Regions from separate parts of the Homo sapiens genome. Here region 1 is linked to region 2. A link is a loop called in an ENCODE intact Hi-C map of the cell type or tissue named here. Cell type or tissue: CD4-positive, alpha-beta T cell. All regions are shown on one strand. Each heading gives the region's core, and the rest is flanking DNA. Links, peaks and the distances in the headings are about the cores only. Region 1 has its middle 6.4 kb from the start of WTAP. Region 2 has its middle 110 kb from the start of SLC22A3.

The links. A loop is a pair of places that touch in the nucleus more often than their neighbours do. Peaks named below come from ENCODE experiments on the same cell type or tissue, not always from the same donor. Only the 100,000 strongest peaks of a DNase experiment are listed, where the experiment ranks them.
Region 1: it touches region 2 in a loop (5-fold over the local background); 7 of 110 quality-filtered maps call a loop at or near these places.

The regions. Positions count from the first base shown.
Region 1 is chr6:159,719,657-159,722,580 of GRCh38, reverse strand. It overlaps a transcript of SOD2 not described here and the pseudogene RNU4ATAC18P. Among named protein-coding and RNA genes, the nearest start is that of WTAP, 6.4 kb to the left of the region's middle. In CD4-positive, alpha-beta T cell, for the core only: a CTCF peak has its summit at 1,804 (motif pointing left); a DNase peak (open chromatin) is centred at 1,750.
Region 2 is chr6:160,454,763-160,457,686 of GRCh38, reverse strand. No RefSeq gene overlaps it. Among named protein-coding and RNA genes, the nearest start is that of SLC22A3, 110 kb to the right of the region's middle. In CD4-positive, alpha-beta T cell, for the core only: CTCF peaks have their summits at 1,351 and 1,553 (motif pointing right); a DNase peak (open chromatin) is centred at 1,566.

The DNA of each region.
Region 1 (2,924 bases), core at 262-2,761, 740 kb after region 2:
AAATGAATACAATTGATTGCAAATACTGAATAAATAAAAGTCTACTCTCTAGTACAGAGAAGAGAGAATGAGAAGAGGGAAACTATTTTTCCATCATTGGTAGTGTCTATTACACCAATTTGATACTCTGAAAATTAGTTATTAAAGGGAGATAGCATTTACCCTGTTTGTTTTTTGTTTCATTTGTTTTTGTTTTTAAGACAGAGTCTTGCTCTGTCATCCAGGCTGGAGTGCAGTGGCACAAACATGGCTCACTGCAGTCTTGACCTCCTGGGCTCAAGTGATCCTCGTGCCTCGTCAGAAGCTGGGACTACAGGTGCCTGCCACCATACCTGGCTAAGTGTTTTTGCTTGCTTTTTTGTTTTTTTAGAGATGGGGTCTTGCTATGTTGCCCAGGCTGGTCTTGAACTCCTGGGCTCAAGTGATGCTCCCACCTCAACCTCCCAAAGCGCTGGGAGTACAGGCATGGGCCACTGCTCCCAACCTACCCTGCTTTTTTTTTCTTTTTTTTTTTAATAAAGAATGTGGTTTATACCCAGTTGATGAGGAAAAACTCTTCTTTACTATAGGATGCCAGCTAATAAGTATAAAATAAAATATAGAATTAGACAATAACCATGATGCAAACCTTAATGAAATAATTGACTCAGACAAGGACTATCAATGGACTTCAAAACCTTTAGATGAAAGATTGCTGGGAAATGCCATCAAAGTATCACTCTACAGGCTACTTACCTAATTGTAAAAGAAATTACAGGCTGGGTGTGGTGGCTTACGCCTGTAATCCCAGCACTTTGGGAGGCCGAGGCTAGCAGATCATGAGGTCAGGAGTTCAAGACCAACCTGGCAACATAGTGAAACCCCATCTCTACTAAAAATACAAAAAAAAAAAAAAAAAAAAAAAAGGTCAGCCGCAGTGGCTCATGCCTGTAATCCTGTAATCCCAGCACTTTGGGAGGCCAAGGCAGGCAGATCACCTGAGGTTGGGAGTTCGAGACCAGCCTGACCAACGTGGAGAAACCCCGTCTCTACTAAAAATACAAAATTAGCCGGGCATGGTGGCACATGCCTGTAATCCCAGCTACTCAGGAGGCTGAGGCAGGAGAATTGCTTGAACCCAGGAGATGGAGGTTGTGGTGAGCCAAGATCGCACCATTGCACTCCAGCCTGGGCAATGAGAGCAAAACTCCGTCTCAAAAATAAATAAATAAAACGGCTGGGCACGGTGGCTCATGCCTGTAATCCCAGCACTTTGGGAGGCCGAGGCGGGCAGATCACGAGGTCAGGAGATTGAGACCATCCTGGCTAACATGGTGAAACCCCATCTCTACTAAAAATACAAAAAATTAGCCAGGCGTGGTGGTGGTCACCAGTGGTCCCAGCTACTCGGGAGGCTGAGGCAGGAGAATGGCATGAACCCAGGAGGCAGAGCTTGCAGCGAGCTGAGATTGTGCCATTGCACTCCAGCCTGGGTGACAGAGCGAGACTCCGTCTCAAAAAAAAAATTAAAAAATATAAATAAATAAAAATTAAATAAAAATAAAAATACAAAAAAAAAATAGTCGGGTGCAGTGGCATGTGCCTGTAGTCCCAGCTCCTTGGGAGGCTGAGGCAGGAGAATCACTTGAACCCAGGAGCAGAGGTTGCACTGAGCCGAGATCGCGCCATTGCACTACAGCCTGGGCGACACAACAAGACACTGTCTCAAAAAAAAAAAAAAAAAAAAAAAAAAAGGTAAAGAAAATACACCTGTATAGTGGAGCCATCTGGTGGTCACCATTTGAACCAAACCATCAAATTTAGTATCAGTAATAGTGGGACAACCTCCAGTTTACAGAGAATACAAGAGAAAGGGTTGTCATGCAAATCTGATAGTACTAGCAAAGATAATTATTCTAAAAAAAAAGTCGTAAGACTATAAGCAATAAATAGTTATTGAGCAGCTGAGTTAGGCATACTATAGTCTCAGTTTCAGTATCTAACCAGCTTCAAGTCACCATTTCAAATGAAATATCAACGCGTGATGAAAGTTAACTTACTACCATCCTTTTCTTGGGGTTGCACTACTGTCCAATGGGTACCTAGTGAGGGCAGTACTGCTAACTCCTGCACAACACACCGAAATCAACTAGAGCTTTGCTTTGCCTTGGTGCAGTTTTTGGAGAAATGAAAAACAGCTTTCCCATACACACACAGTTATTTACATATTACTGTATTAAAAAGTACATACAGGCTGGGCACGGTGGCTTACGCCTGTAATCCCAGCACTCTAGGAGGCCGAGGTGGGCGGATCATTTGAGGTCAAGATTCGTGACCAGCCTGGCCAACATGGTGAAACTCTGTCTTTGCTAAAAAAATATATATTTATATATACACAAAAAAATTAGCCGGGCGTGGTGGCGGGCGTCTGTAATCCCAGCTACTCCGGAGGATGAGACAGGAGATTCGCTTGAACCCGGGAGGCAGAGGTTGCAATGAGCTGAGATCGTGCCACTGCACTCCAGCCTGGGAGACGGAGTGAGACTCTGTCCCCCCCACCAAAAAAAAAAAAAAGCAAGGCTGGGCATGGTGTCTCATGCCTGTAATCCCAGGACTTTGGGAGACCGAGGCAGGCAGATCACTTGAGGTCGGGAGTTCGAGACCAGCCTAGCCAACATGGTGAAACCCTGTCTCTGCTAAAAAATACAAAAATTAGCCGGGTATGGTGGCACACATTTGTAATCCAACTACTTGGGAGGCTGAGGCAGGAGACTCTCTTGAACCCGGGAGGTGGAGGTTGCAGTGAGCCAAGATCGCGTGACTGCACTCCAACCTGGGGGACAGAATAAGACTCTCTCAAAAAAAAAAAAGAAAATAAAAGAAAAAACCATAATACTGAGTTAGATTAAGTGAATTGGCCACTTCTTTGCCATCAGCCTAATACT
Region 2 (2,924 bases), core at 329-2,828:
TGTTACAGGGAAATAATAAGAAAGTGCATCAAGTGCCGAGCACATCCTAAGCACTCCACCATGGCAGCTCCTACTAATAATATGGAATAGAGTTGAATCTAACATGACTCTTTCTTGCAAGTGACAGAAAATCCAACTCAAATTGGATTAAGCAAAACAAGGCAAATTCTTAGTGAGCTGAAAAGTCTTCAGGCTCACATTAGGCCCCAGACCCCAGACCCTCCCAATCATGGAGTAGGCACTATTTGGGGCACAAAGGTGACACTCCCGTGGCTGCAGATGCTGTGGTGGCTCTGGCTCTGTTGAGAAAGAATAAGAAAGGCCACTCTCTCCCTTACATGAACAATAGTCTGTCCACTCTGAGAGACTGAAATTGGGTCATGGTCCTGCCCCTGAGCCCGTCACTGATTGGCTCTGACCTGCATCAGCTGTTCCATGCTGAAGGTGGAGGCAGGACCCCATTCATACCCAGAAGGGAGCAAAAGGTAGATCCCTCACCAGAATTATGGGATGTAGGGTGAAAGGCTGCTGGGCAGCCAGAAAACAAACAGATCCTCTACAATACTTCAACTGATGAAAGCATGAAGCTAAAATCATAAGGATCCGGGTGTGAGTTCTGTCTCTCCCATATTCCATGTGACGTTGGGCAGTTATTTAATCTCTTTTAGCCTCAGCTTTCTCATCTGTACTTACATATAAGGTCATTGTGAGGATTAGGGTTATTAATCATCGCCGTCATCCCCGTCCACCACTTATCATCATCCTCCCCATCAACATCATCACCACCACCGTCATCATCATTACTACCATTACCATCACCACCATTCCACCACCATCACCATCATCACCATCACCACCGCCATCATCATCATTACTACCACTACCACCGCCATCACCACCATCACCATCACCACCATTGCCATTATCACTACCACCACCATCATCACCATCACCACCACCATCACCATTATCATTACCACAACCATCATCACCACCACCATCATCACTATTATCACTACTATCACCATCACTATCACCACTATCATCATAAATAAACATCACATAACCGGCGTGTAACCGGGCCTTGACCCCAGAGCCCACTCGCTGTGTCCTCTCTCCCACCCCCTTCTGCACATTTCTAACCACCATCCTGCACTGGCTCCCTGTCTCCTCTGGTCTCACCCACATGTCCACTGAGAAAATGATTCTCAGAACACTAACTAGACCAGGAGGAGTCACAAAACATAACTCAGATCTGTTTATCGATTTTCTATATGTTGATGACATCAGATCAATGGGTGTTCTCAGCTTCTCAGAGGGAGGTCGAAATTCTCCCCCTCTCCCCTTCATGTTTCCAGACCTTCCTTGACTTGGATATTCCAAATGCAGAGTAGGTGTTGAGGCCAAGGGGCTCTTCCGTGTCAGCCCCATCCACAATCACTGGGCTAATCTTGTGGCCCTCTCCCCAGGACCCAATCAGGGAGGGCTTCAATCCTCAAGGTCACCCGTGGCCCCCCGCCCTCAGAGGTGCCATCTCTACATTGGCCACTGGATGGCAGCACATACTCACAGACCGCGTCAATTTCCTGGCAACTAGTGGTGGGTTTACCTCCTGATCAGGATGTTTGCCTTGCTCTGAGAGCAGATCTGAGAGCAGTGATATCTAACTTAATTTTCAGCAAAATATTTTGAAAAGGGTGCTCCCTCACCCATCTACACAGTCCACGTCATGCACCCCCTGCCCGATGCTTGGTAGCCAGGAGGAGCTTCCTCCATGCAGCTCCTTCCCGGCTAGGGCTGAGCTGGGCTCTGGAGCCAGGCTCTGGGAAGAGCCTCTTCTACGCTGCTCATGTAAACTCCAGATTCAGTGTCAGTTTTCTGAACCTGAGACAATGATCTAAGTGCAGTCCAACACTTTGGGGGAAGAAAGAAAGAGTGCCTCAGCTTTTGCCTGTGTCATGCTCGCAAAGCAAAATATTTTGAGAAATTCTAATCAAAGCTGGGCTTGCAAAATTGGAAAACGATTATTTGTGAGAGCACTGAGACATCCTTGGCGTGTCCATCTGGAAAAACAGCATTCCCTCTGGCAGTTTAGCAGATGTTCTGTTTCAATTTGGCAAAGGAAATAAAGCAGTTTTTCACAAAAGAAAAACTACAACTAGGAGAATTGTCCCTAGTTGTATTTCTTCTCCCTAATTGTCAAGGAAGTGTAAATCAGAAAATGAATCAGGACAATTTCCACCTACTATGTTAGCTAATCTTTTAAAAATTGAATACTCACAAGGGTGAGGAGAATTGTTTCCAGTAACATTTTATACTGTCACACACTTTTAGAAAATAATTTGGGAGTGTTACCGCGAGATGGAAATATGTCAACATAATTATGGGAACTTAGACTTCAGAAAAGAAACGAGAATGAACTTTATGAACAAACATGTGGAAGATTGGAAGCAAGAGTGGGGCCAGTGTGCACGGGGAGGAAGCATTTGGGCAGTGACTCCGCAGACCCAGGCTCAAGCTGAACTACACAACCTCCTTACACCTCAGTTTCCTCAGCTGTAGAACAGGAATGATAAAAGTGCCTGTTTCATAGGACGGTTGTGAGGATGAAGTGAGATACACCACATTAAGAGCTTGTGCCTGAAAAGGTTAATTCTTAGTAAATGACGACTATTCTTTTTATTGCAATAAAATATACACAACATAAGAGTTAGGATTTTAATTATTTTGCAGGGTACCACTGAATGGCATTCAGTACATTCACAATGGTGTGCAACCATCACCATATTTTCAGAACATTTTCCTCATCTCAAAAGGAAACCTCATGCCAATTAAGCAGTCACTCCCCATTAAAATATTAGTTATGAAGATTGTAGCATTATTTTAAAAACTCATGATATACATTGATTGAAAAAATCAGTATA